2 separate regions of the Mus musculus genome follow, and region 2 is linked to region 1. Evidence: chromatin loops called from intact Hi-C (ENCODE). Cell type or tissue: left cerebral cortex. All regions are shown on one strand. Links, peaks and the distances in the headings refer to the core of each region. The heading gives the core; the rest is flanking DNA. Region 1 holds the start of Clec2i (C-type lectin domain family 2, member i). Region 2 holds the start of Gm34617 (a long non-coding RNA gene).

Region 1 (6,450 bases), core at 916-5,915:
CCTCCAGGCTGCTAAGCTAGTGGAAAATCACTTGGACTCTGAAATTCAGAAACTGGATCAGATTGGTGAAGATGAACTGGAGCTGCTCAAAGAAAACTGGTGACGCTCAGGCAGGCTCAGCAGCAGAAACAAGAGTGGCATTCCAAAGGGCACTGGGGTGTACAGAGAAATCGGCAGCGAGAGAGACTTCTTTTAAGAAGTCAAGGAGAGTGAGAAAGTGGTTTGCCATTTCTACAGAGACACCGCATTCAGGTGTAAAATACTAGACAGACATTTGCCAATTCCGGCCAAAAACCATCTTGAAACCAAGTTTTTGAAGCTGAATGTGGAAAAGACACCATTCCCCTGTGAGAGACTGCAGATCAAGGTCACCCCCACACTAGCTCTCTTGAGAGATGGCAAGACACAAGATTATGTTGTTGGATTCACCGCCCTAAGAAATACAGATAGATGGCTTCACTACAGAAACTTTAGAATGGAGACTTGGTTGTTCTGATGTTATCAATTACAGTGGAAATTTAATGGAGCCACCATTTCAGACCCCCCCCCCCAAAAAAAAAAATTTGGGACAACTTCACAAAGCTGGAAAAGAAAACTATCCGAGGAAAGAAATATGATTCCGATTCTGATGATGATTAGACCATGCTGTACTTTAAAACCTTCTGTCTGTCTGTCTGTCTGTCTTTCTGTTTGTCTACATCAGAGTTAAGTGCATTTTATAAATGCCACTGATTTCGGCCTATTGACCATCCAATATTTTTATTCCAGCATGTACACTGTTTGACCATTTTGTCTGCAGTCATTATATATAACTTGAGAGAAACAGATATTTTAAATTACTTGGGAAGGGTCTGAATTCTCTATTTTTGTGATTGATTTTATCATAACGTGATTTTTCTATCTTTAAACCATTCACACTTCTGTTTTTAATCTCCTGAGTTAGAAATAGGAATTTGCCAACTATTGTAAGAGCCAGTCAGTGCTGACTATACACCAGGTTGGGTACCATCCACTGGGCACCACATGCACTTACTTGTCCGTGATCTGCTTCATGGAATGGGTTTCAGGAACTATTAAAGACTCACTCATGGTGACTCTGCTGATAGGAAGAAACTCAGGGTCTGAGCACATCGCCTTATTTAAATGATCCTCATTGCATACGCACATTATGAGACCTGCAAAAACATAATTAAACCATTTTTTGAGTGATAACATAAGGAACTCCATTGGCTGCTCAGTAAAACAACTTTAGTAAAGGTGAAAATTATTTTTTAAAAGTGTGATTCTGGAAACTATGCGATCATATAGCAAACAAAAACATTTTTTTTAAAAAAAAATATAGGTCATGTGCTTAGCATGAACAGAAAGAATCTGATGCCCAGAAATAAATAAGCCTTGGTAAGAAAAAAAAATTGAAGACCCAGAAATAAACCCACACATCTATGGTCACCTGATCTTCGACAAAGAAGCCCAAACCATACAATGGAAAAAAGAAAGCATTTTTAAGAAATGGTGCTGGTTTAACTGGCGGTCTGTATGTAGAAGAATGCAAATTGATCTATTTTTATCTCCTTGTACAAAGCTGAAGTCCAAGTGGATCAAGGACCTCCACATAATAATGAGGTACACTAAATCTAATCTCTTTTAGAAGAGAAAGTGGGAAATAGCCTCGAACACATTGGTACAGGGAAAATTTCCTGAATAGAACACAAATGGCTGAGGCTCTAAGATTGGCCATTGGTAAATGGGACCTCAGGAAACTGAAAAGCTTCTGTAAAGCAAAGGACACTGTCTACAGGACAAAACGACAATCTACAGATTGGGAAAAGATCTTTATTAACCCTACATCTGATAGAGGGCTAATATCTAAGATATGCAAAGAATACATAAAATTAGACCCCAAAGATCAAATAACTTGATGGAAAAATGGGGTACAGAGCTAAAGAAAGAATTCTCAACTGAGGAATCTCCAATGGCCAAGAAATACCTAAAAAGATGTTCAACATCCTTAGTCCTCAGGAAAATGCAAATCAAAACAACCCTGAGATTTCTACTTTACACCAATCACAATAGGTAAGATAAAAAAGTCAGGTGACAGCAGATGCTGTCGAGGATGTGGAGAAAGAGGAACACTCCTCCATTGTTGGTGGGATTTCGAGCTGTACAACCATTTGGAAATCAATCTGCGAACTACTCAGAAAATTGGAAATAGTTCTTCCTGAATAACTAGCTACACAACTCCTGGTCATATATCCAAAAAATGCTCCATTATCCCACAAAGACACTTGCTCAACTATGTTCAAAATAGCCTTTTTTTATATAACAAAAGCTGGAAACAACCCAGACGTCCCCCAAGGGAAGAAGATGTGTTACATTTACACAATGAAATATTACTCAGCTATTAAAAACAAGGGCTTCATGAATTTTGCTGGCAAATGGATAGACCTAGAAAATATCATCTTGAGTGAGGTAACCCAGACCCAAAAGGACATACATGATCTGAACTCACTCATAAGTAGTTATTAGCCCAAAAGCTCAGAATACCCATGATACAAGTCACAGACCATATGAAGCTTAACAAGAAGGAGGCCAAAGTGTAGATGGTTCAATCTCACTTAGGAGGAGAAACAAAAAATCATGGGAGTCGGAGGGAGGAAGGGACCTGTGTGATAGAGGGGAGGGGGAGGGAAAAATGGGTGGGCAGGATCAGGTGTGGGAAGAGACAGGAGAGAAGTCCAGAGGGCTAGCTGTATCAACTAACTGCATGCCCCAGAGCTCCTAGGCACTAAACCGCTAATCAAAGTGTATCCACAGATGGGTCCATGGCTCCAGCTGCATGTGTAGTAGAGGACTAACTGCCTCATCCTGCTTCAGTGGGAGGGGAGGCACTTGGTCCAGTAGAGGCTTGACACCCCAGAGAAGGGGGATGTTCTAGGCTCTAGGCTTGAGGCAGGGGTAGGTAGGTGGGTGGGGGAAAGGAAGTGGGGAATGACATGAGGGGTTCATGGAAAGGAGGTGAGGAAGGCAACAACATTTGAAATGTAAATAAATAAAGTAATTAATAATAAAAAAGAAATGTTCTCAACAGTAAAGTTTTGGCGAGGCAAAGAGAAAGTAGACAGGCATAGTAGAGAAAGGTCAAGTACGCCTAGTGATCTTCTGCAGTGAATAGAGTTATATTTGACTGGTGTCCAATGGCACAGCTGAATGGTAGACTTCACACTTCTCATGTACAAAGCTCTGAGTTTGATCCCTGTCACCACACACAATAAAAGTGCCTTACACACACACACACACACACACACACACACACACACACACACACACACACAAGGCCGGGCAGTGGTGGTGCACACCATTAATCCCAGCACTGGGGAGGCAGAGACAGGCAGATTTCTGAGTTCAAGGCCAGCCTGGTCTACAGAGTGAGTTCCAGGATATCCAGGGCTACACAGAGAAACCCTGTTTCAAAAAAGTTACTTTTTGTACCTTGAAATCTAAAATATGTCTCAACTCTGTTTATTTCTTTTACAGTATAACATGCTCCCCCTCCCCCCACCCCGCCGCAGTTTTTCAGTTCCAGATCTAGGTAGGCACCCAATCTCTGGCAGCTTATCAAGTCAGCTGATGTGAAAATCCGCCCACAACTCACAAAATATAGAGGGAAGACAGAGGGGAAAAAGGGGCGGGCTCATTGCTTCAGCAAGAAGATAGTGGTGCAGAGCCTCCCATGCCAGATTGCTTGGAGACAGGAGAAAAACTGTACGTATTTAATGAAATGCTAACTAAACTAAAGTGGGGGAGGCTTCCTCAGGGGAGCTGGATCTTGCTCCTGTTAGCCTGCCATAGTGGGTCTCTATAGATCAGCTGAGGCTGGGGTGGGGTGGACGGTGGGAGCTCTGCTGTGGTCGGAAAGTACCGATGCCACTCTGTGCTTTCTGGTATGGCCAATGTTACTTAAATACGATTGGGAGGAGTGCAACCTTTTGAGTTTGTAAATCAAAGCAGGTGCCCAGATTCCTGGAGGATTGACTGGAGGACCTTGGGGGTGCTCTGGCCCACCCTGCCACCCAGCCCACACCTTAAGTGCCCCTCCTCCACACCTACCTACAACTTTCTTTTCAGGCTCCCACAGCACTCCCCCTTCCCCAAACCTCCAAGCTTTTGGAATTTCTCTCTTCCCAAGGACACGGGTATCAGGTAATACTCTTTCTGGCCTTAAATGACTCTTGTGGCATCAGGGAAGGATCAGTTTTTTTCCAGTAGGGTGGGGGTGGGAGATTTATCCCATCTACAAATCCATCTACAGTTTTAGTTCACTGGGTGCTGGGAATGAACCAAGTCCTCTCTCTGCAAGAGCAGCAAGCTCCCTTCCCTGTTGAGCCATGACTTTACCCCCACTTTAATACTTTTGTTTAGGAATAAAATATCAAATTTCTTGAAAAGCAGAGTTCACAATTGTTGTTAGATCAATGGCCTAGTGGCAGCCTGAGGATACCAGGCAAGCTCCTTCAGAGTGGACAGCCTAGCTGCTAAGATGATTGGAAATACTGTTCTGGGAGGTGGGGGACAGGTCGAGGAAGAGGGAGACCTAACCATGCCTCCCTTCAACCCTAGGGCCCTACTCCATGCCATCCTGTGCACACCTAAAGTACCCTCCTCCACGGCTATCCTGGTCCCTTAAACAGACCCTTAACCAGAGTGTAAAACAGGGTCTTCTTGAGGCAGAGTAGCAGGTATGATTGGCCTGCTGCCTTTGACTGTGAGCTATAGCCAGGTTCCACCAAGTCCCATACTCCTCACAGTAAGCCATAGCACCTGTTGTGTTGGGAAAACTTAGAAAAGTAAAGATTTCCTTTGTTCTTCAGACTTTTCTATGGGTTAAAAATGGCAGCCAGGTCCTCACAGCACAGGCCAAGGGACATAAAGCAACTGAATTTGGTGAAAGTTACTGTATCTGCTGTCTCACAGTGGTCTCTCTAGAAGCCACCGCAGCTTCTCTAATGTTTTCACCTCCTCTGACTCATACCCAAAGAGAAAGGTCGTGAGTAATACTACTGTTTCTCAGATAAGCCATGTGCTTCTGAGGGCTAGTAGTCTAGATGAACACCAGAGGGCCTTAAGAGAGTCCATGACTGAGCAATAAAATGGTGAGGTTCTAAAATGGCGACTTTTTTCATCACCTTCCGGACCTGAGAACAAATCTTGGCTACTTAAAACAAGTCTGTGCAGCCTTTCTCCTCTCATTGGTGCCCCTGCCAGTGAGCAAATCCAAACAGTTCAAGGCCAGAGCAGGATGTGGTTTTTGATTGACACAGTAAGATGAACGAACTTGCTCTTTGTTTCATTATGGTGAATATATTCAAAACCCCTTGGGCTAGCTTTAGAATTACGGTACGTTATTGTGAGCAGTATTCATCCTACTGTGCCTTTGAACACCAGATCTGATATCACTTTAAAGAAATTATTATCTGTTCTGTCTCTACTCCCCACAGCCCCTGGTAAGAGATATTTTTACTTGCTTGTGTGTTTACAATAGCCAGCACATGGAACACACTAGTAGGCTTCTCTGATGACTTAATAAGCCAACTCGAGCTGAATTAAAAGTAGAAAAGCATATTTATTTCAGAACAGTTCCAGGGCAAGGTCACCAGTCTCAGGGCACAAGGTGGAAGTCCTGCCCAGGCTATGGCAGGGAAGGTGTTTTTATAGATTGTTGGTGAAGGAAAATGACCTGTCTGCCACAAGCTGGGCTTGAGTCCCAGCGTGGTCACCTAGGCTGGGGACAAGGTTGCTACAGCTACCATGAATGTGGAACTGGGCTTTGGGTGCCAGGGCTGGGGTGGTGGGAGGTGTGGGGTATGGGCCAAGTCGGAGGCTCCAACCAAACAGACATCAGCATCTATCAGTGGATGAGTGTGGAAAACCTGTGATACATACTCCCATATATACTGGAATACTATGTACTAGTAAGATAGGATGTCTTTTGTGACAACATGGCTGGACCTGGGTGACATGCTGAGACAAATTAGTCAGGCACTGAAAGGCCAACATTGTTCATCAGTTGTAGAGGGGTTTGTTAGCTAAAAGCAGACAGGAGTTTACACTCTTTTCTTCGATTTGGAAAGATTTTTGAAATCACAGTGCAGAACCTGAAATCACAATGAAACCAAACCACTCCTTTACAATCTGAAGGGGTTTAGAAATCTCCCAAGACTTCCTTTCTATAGGGAGTGTGAGGAGGGCTGAGGAGGGCTCCCAGCAGCACATGGCTGAGAGGTGCTGGGGCTGGAAATGAGCACAGGCGAATTTATTATGCTATCATTTTATATTCTGTAGAACTAGAAAGAATTAAGGCTGGGAGTTCTGTGTGGATCCAAAATGCAAAAGCTCAGTGCTTAAAGCCTTCTTTCTAATCCTAAGGCTCCTTTCCCTCCTTGTTAATGTAAT
Region 2 (6,450 bases), core at 621-5,620, 230 kb before region 1:
TGAGCTCAGCTGTGAGGTGTGAATCTGATGGTAGCTTTCCTAACTAATCTGTAGGAATCCTCTCCTGAGTGTGATGGGCCTTTAATTAATGGCCTCCCACCGTGGGCCTGTGTCCCATTCTCTCTCAGGTGCTCACTGTCAGTAGGGCTCCCAGGAAGTGCACTTCTATAACAGCATCACTTTCTGAGCTTTGGATGACCATTGACTACAGTGGGGATTGCTACAGCGGCAAGCACTCTGTAGGGACACCTACTGACACCCAGCCTGATAACTGAGATTACTGTGAGAACTTGTGGGTAGGTAGTATATACGGTGCAGACACGTTGCACTAAAGGATGACTTCAAATACTTAAGGGGACAGTGCAAGATTGTATTGCACTATTCTGAACAGTAGTGGTACCAAAATCCTATAAATTTATTACTTCGTGGACTTTCCATTTAATACTTTCAAAATAGAGTTGAGCCTGGTATCTAAACTCATGGGTCATGGTTGGAGGCACTGTACCTTCCTGGCCTCACTTTTGAAGTTCCTACTTGGAGATTTCCTCTTGCTATTCTCTGCCTTCAATAGTTCCCCCAAGGGGACCTATGTCCCCTGCATCTCTGTCTAGAGCTTGCTGGATGTCATCTTCCCGGGGATGTGCCCATCAAAGCCTCTGTGTTCCTTCACTGCATCTTCCTGCTGGAACCTAAATTGTCAGAGAACAGGACCTTCCAGTGTGTTTTCTCTAGAGCCCTTGCCACAGTGCCTGGCTCACAGTGCTTAGAAAGTATAACTGGCAATGTGAATATGGACAGAGTGTCACAGAATTTGGAGGGTATGTCACTTACCTGACAAAGCAACAGAAAGAGCAACTACAGCTACAGTGAGGACCATGATCACTCCACAACAGCAGTAAAGCTTAGCAGGAGACTCAGGGAAGATGGTTCTGAGACTTTTTCCTTGGAGAATTTTACCTGTAAGATATGAATATAAGAATGCCAATTTCAAGAATTTCTTAAGGAAAATAAAATAAATTTACCACAAAACCCACTTTACAATTGTCTATCAGTTCCTGAAAGGCTTCTGCCAACCCTTTTAGAGAAGGCCCTGGTCTACAAAGGATGTCCACGCAGTCAACAGACACTTAACAGTGATGAATGGTTTTTAGACAGGAAAAGGGTGGCATTGCTACACTATGTACTACTGAAACAACCTGCTGTCGGTCTGCTAAAATTAAAAAAAAAAACAACAACTCAAAACTACTACAGTCCATCTGTAGATGTACAGACTCAAGCACAAAATTTAATACTGTAAAGTCATTAGATGTTTAGAAAAGTAAGGAAGAATGTTTGTGAACTTGTTGAGCAAAAATCATCTTAGATTTAAGAGCAAAATCACTGTCTGCATAACAGGATGGTTATACATTGATGCGGATGACGATGTTGACGTAGAACTAACACCTTTTTAAGGCTAAATTGTACAGCGACTACAAAGCTGTTTGTAAGTGTAAAATGTGATATGCTCCTATCCTACCCACATATTCCCACACTGGAAGGACAGCCTGCATTTAAGTTGCAAAAAAATCTATGTGAATATTTACAGCAGCTTTAAGGATCTCTGTGAAAACGACACATTTGTGACCATTGAAACATCCCTAAGCTGATGACAAGGTAAACCTTCTCTCAACACAAGAAACAGCCCAGAACACGAGCTTGTGCTTGCCCTATCTCATGCCACTTTCACAGGCTAAATGTCTCAAGGGCTTCTTACCCCAAAAGTCCCTAAACTAAGCCTGCAAGTAAGCTTATGCAATTGAGGTCAGAGAGCTACAGGGAGTGGTCCCTTGAGAAGAGACCCCCAACTACCACTACTCTTTCCTCCTCTCACTTCTCTAGAAGGCTCCTGAGAGCTTTTCATAACCTTTTTGTATAATATTTGCTGGTGAGATTCATGCAAATTTCTGAATTCAGGTGTTGTAGACATGGTCTCTCAGCATCTCACCAGCAGTGCATGTTTCTGACACACTACTGATTGGCACTGCACTGTGAGTGATGAGCAGAGGCCATTGCTGTGACAAGCTGAAAGAACTCTTGTGGGACATCTCTGCTTCATGGACCCATTTTATGGCATCTGGAAAGGTGAGTACTCACGGCTATGGCCGAGGAGTGGTGAGAGCGAGAGCGTCTGCAGCAGACAATGGGGGAACAGGTAGGGTAGGGAGTCTGCATATACTTTGAAAACTATTGTTTTAGTCTTATGTAGTTTACATGTAAGAGAGCTTTGTCTGCCTCTGTGTGTGTGTGTGTGTGTACGTACATATGTATGTATGTATGCATGTATGTTTGTATACTCCATGAATACCTAGTGTTAGAAGAGCTTAGAAAAGTGTGTTGGATCCCTGAAAATGGAGTTAGGGGTGGGTGTGTGAGCCAACATTTGGGTGCTGGGAATGAAACCTCAGGTCTCTGCAAGAGCAATAAATGCTCTCAGTGGTTGAGCCAAGTCTCCAGCCCATATATATCTTGATGAAGAACACCTGACTATATGTTTTCAAAATTCATGGAAATGTATACCAAATGAATTAATTTTATTGAGTGCTAATTATAGTTTTTACAGAGTTTTCACTGACTTTAACCCTTGCATTTTGCTCATTTTCGCACACCTAAAATACCAGGAAGCTTCTATTACATTAACAAGCAGGAAAAGGATCCTTAGGATTAGAAAGAAGGCTTTAAGCACTGAGCTTTTGGAGTTTGGATCCACACAGAACTCCCAGGCTTCATTCTTTCTAGTTCTACAGGATATAAAAAGATAGCATGATAAATTCTCCTGTGCTCATTTCCAGCCCCAGCACCTCTCAGCCATGTGTTGCTGTGAGCCCTCCTCAGCCCTCCTCACACTCCCTATAGAAAGTAAGTCTTGGGAGATTTCTAAACCCCTTCATATTCTAAAGGCATGGTTTCATTGTGATTTCTAGTTCTGCACTGTGCTTTAAGAAAATCTTTCCAAATCCAAGAAAAGAGTGGAAACTCCTGTCTGCTTTTAACATTTCCTCTATAACTGGTGAGTAATGTTGGACTTTCAGTGCCTAACTAATTTGTCTCAGCATGTCACTAAGGTCCAGCCATGCTGTCACAAAAGACATCCTATCTTACTAGTACATAGTATTCCAGTATATATGGGAGTATGTATCACAGGTTTTCCACACTCATCCACTGATAGATGTTGATGTATATTTGGTTGGAGCCTTCCACTTGGCCCATACCCCACACCTCCCACCACCCCAGCCCTGGCACCAAAAGCCCAGTTCCACATTCATGGTAGCTCTAGCAACCTTCTCTCCAGCCTAGGTGACCACTCTGGGACTCAAGCCCAGCTTGTGGCAGACAGGTCATTTTCCTTCACCAACAATCTATAAGAACACCTTCCCTGCCATAGCCTGGGCAGGACTTCCCCGTTGTGCCCTGAGACTGGTGACCTTGCCCTGGAACTGTTCTGAAACAAATATGCTTTTCTACTTTTAATTCAGCTCGAATTGGCTTATTAAGTCAGCAGAGAAGCCTATTAGTGTGTTCCATGTGCTGGCTATTGTGAACACACAAGTAACTAAAAATATCTCTTACTAGGGGCTGTGGGGAGTAGAGACAGAACAGATAATAATTTCTTTAAAGTGATATCAGATCTGGTGTTCAAAGGCACAGTAGGATGAATACCACTCACAACGTACCATATTTCCTTTAGACAGGAACAATTCTGGGTTAAAATTTTTGAGATGGGTGGCTGGCCCCGCCCTTTACTGGGTGGGGGGCATATCTATCTACTGGAGGTGGTCTCTTCAGGTTCTACCTCCCCAATGTTGGGCATTTCAGCTAATGCCAGCCCCATTGGGTCCCAGGAGCCTCTTGCATCCCTGGATCTGGCACTTTCTATTGGTTACACTTCTGCCCTCCATTCCCCACCCCCACCCCCACGCCCTGTGCTACATGTTTCTCCTCTCCTAGTCTTCTGGACTTCTCTCCTGTCTCTTCCCATACCTTATTCAGAACTCCCTTTCCCCCTCTTTTTCCCTCTCCCACCCAGGTTCCTTTCTTTCTCTCACTCACATGATTATTTTGTTTCCTGTTCTAAGTGAGATTAAATCATCCACACTTTGGTCTCCTACTTCTTAAGCTTCATATGGTCTGTGAGTTGTATCCTGTGTATTCTGAGCTTTGGGGCTAATAACCACTGATCAGTGAGTTCAGACCATATATGTTCTTTTGGATCTGGGTTACCTCACTCAGGATGTTATTTTCTAGGTCTATGCATTTGCCTGCAAATTTCATGAAGTCTTTGGTTTTTTTTTTGTTTGTTTGTTTGTTTGTTTTTGTTTTTTTGTTTTTTTTGTTTTTTGCTTTTTGTTTTGAGACAGGGTTTCTCTGTGTAGTCCTGGCTGTCCTGGAACTCACTCTGTAGACCAGGCTATCCTCAAACTCAGAAATCTGCCTGCCTCTGCCGCCAAAGTGTGCCACCACTGCCCGGCAGCCCTTGTTTTTAACAGCTGAGTAATATTTCATTGTGTAAATGTAACACAACTTCTTCCCTTAAGGGAGATCTGCAGTGTTTCCAGCTTTTGATTATTATAAAAAAGGCTATTATGAACATAGTTGAGCAAGTGTCTTTGTGGAACAATGGAACATCTCTTGGATATATGACCAGGAGTTGTGTAGCTAGTTATTCAGGAAGAACTATTTCCAATTTTCTGAGTAGCTGGCAGGTTGATTTCTAAAATGGTTGCACCAGCTTGCAATCCCACCAGCAATAGAGCAATGTTCCCCTTTCTCCACATCCTCGCTGGCATCTGCTATCACCTGAGTTTTTTATCTTAGCCATTCTGACTGGTGTAAGGTAGAACCTCAGGGTTATTTTGATTTGCATTTTCCTGATGACTAAGGATGTCAAACATTTTTTTTAGGTGCTTCTCAGCCATTCAAGATTCCTCCGTTGAGAATTCTTTGTATCCCAGTTATGCTGGGTGTTGGGAAAGATATTGTGGCCCTGGCTGTGATCTTGAGTATGTCAGAGCTCCAGTGCTCCTGAGTGTGTCTGATCTGGGAATTGAGCTTCCCCTGTGATCCTGTGATCCTGGGCATTTCAGTGTACCTGGGAATGGGACCCCCTCTGGGTATTTGAACAATAGGTGCAGAGCCAACAACCTAGGTCTGCTCCAGATGCAGGTTCAGACTGGAAGGAATCTGTGCCACTGGCTGGGCAGGAGTCCCTGTGTCCCTGGATCTTGTTGGACCCAGTTACTCTGGCTTTTGGAGCAGATGTTGTGGCCTCCTCACCTCTGATCTTGTGTGTGTTAGAACATCTGGGAGTTGAGCTTTCGGTGTTGTGGAACTGGGTACAGAGTCAAATGGCTAAAGTCCTACATGATACATATGGTGGATATACTGGACTTTGCTCTCAATTACTGTTGCTCATTATACTAGGGAACTATTATACAATAAATTTCTTTACTACATGGATATATTTTACTTTAAGAACATGTAGTGAATGCTCCTTCCTCTCTTATCTGTTGTACTTAGTTCTTTGATAAAAATCTATTGCATTGCTGACATAGCTGCTGTATGTTTCGAATTTACTTACTGTAAATATCTCTCTCAAATGTTCCTGTGTCTGCACATTTTGTGTTGTACCCACTAGGATGGAGCTGCTGCTCCTGGGACAGGTTCCTGGACAGGTCATGGCTCTGTAATTGTGTATTCGCCTTCATCTGCATTTCAGCAGTGCCCTCATTTTCTAATCTACATCATAATTATTCATGATCAGAAGAATGGCCAAATCTAGAGATTCTGTGTGTAAAAATGTTCCAAAATTAAAATATATGGGCTGAGTGTGGTGACTTGCATTTTTAAGGCTAACACTTATGAGCAGAGGCAAGCTGTTTTCCAAGAATTTGAGTCCGTCCTGATCTACAAAGTGAGACTGGAGCTAGCCAGAAGTACAAGTGAGACCCCATTTCAAAATAAATAGTTCCTCCAATTAATAACAGCATCTTTCATCAAAGCATTATTTTTCTCAAAGAACCGGTGATAAGTAAGGGATATTTTCTAATTCTCAGGCATTTATCAGTTTCATTTATTGTGTTTAAAGTCCACTTAATTTCATGTCAATATCCCCTACCTTGTGATTCTGTTTCTCCAACAAACAGAAAACTATGTGCTGACACATGATGTGCTCAGTACTGAGAAGTGATTAATGAATCACCAGTCTGGGCTGGGCTTGTAAAGTCCTTGTTAGGAAGCACATACAGTATATAAGGCTCCTTCTCCTTGACAGTTTCCTTTCAAATCACCTCCTGAATTCAGTTGAGTCATAGTTCTTCCTCTCAGCTCACAGATGAATGCTGCAAAGGTTGAAACGAGTTCCATGGGCATGCTGCAGAGGGCAGACCTCACTGCTGCAGACTGCCTGCAGGAGGG

What was found. A loop is a pair of places that touch in the nucleus more often than their neighbours do. Peaks named below come from ENCODE experiments on the same cell type or tissue, not always from the same donor. Only the 100,000 strongest peaks of a DNase experiment are listed, where the experiment ranks them.
Region 2: a loop joins it to region 1, with 3 times the contacts of the local background. A loop is called at or near these places in 5 of 42 quality-filtered maps.

The regions. Positions count from the first base shown.
Region 1 is chr6:128,883,905-128,890,354 of GRCm38, forward strand. It overlaps BC035044 (cDNA sequence BC035044), which reads right to left. Exons shown (of 3, transcript NM_001254946.1): 2 at 1,034-1,175. It overlaps Clec2i (C-type lectin domain family 2, member i), which reads left to right and starts at 3,683. Exons shown (of 6, transcript NM_020257.2): 1 at 3,683-3,762. The coding sequence starts at 3,731. It also overlaps the pseudogene Gm8774. In left cerebral cortex, for the core only: no CTCF peak of the experiment used is centred there; a DNase peak (open chromatin) is centred at 3,651.
Region 2 is chr6:128,656,075-128,662,524 of GRCm38, forward strand. Gm34617 (a long non-coding RNA gene) reads left to right here and starts at 1,325. Exons shown (of 2, transcript XR_003956524.1): 1 at 1,325-2,121; 2 at 2,961-3,048. It overlaps Clec2h (C-type lectin domain family 2, member h), which reads left to right and starts at 6,311. Exons shown (of 5, transcript NM_053165.5): 1 at 6,311-6,450. The coding sequence starts at 6,368. It also overlaps the pseudogene Clec2j. In left cerebral cortex, for the core only: no CTCF peak of the experiment used is centred there; a DNase peak (open chromatin) is centred at 2,840.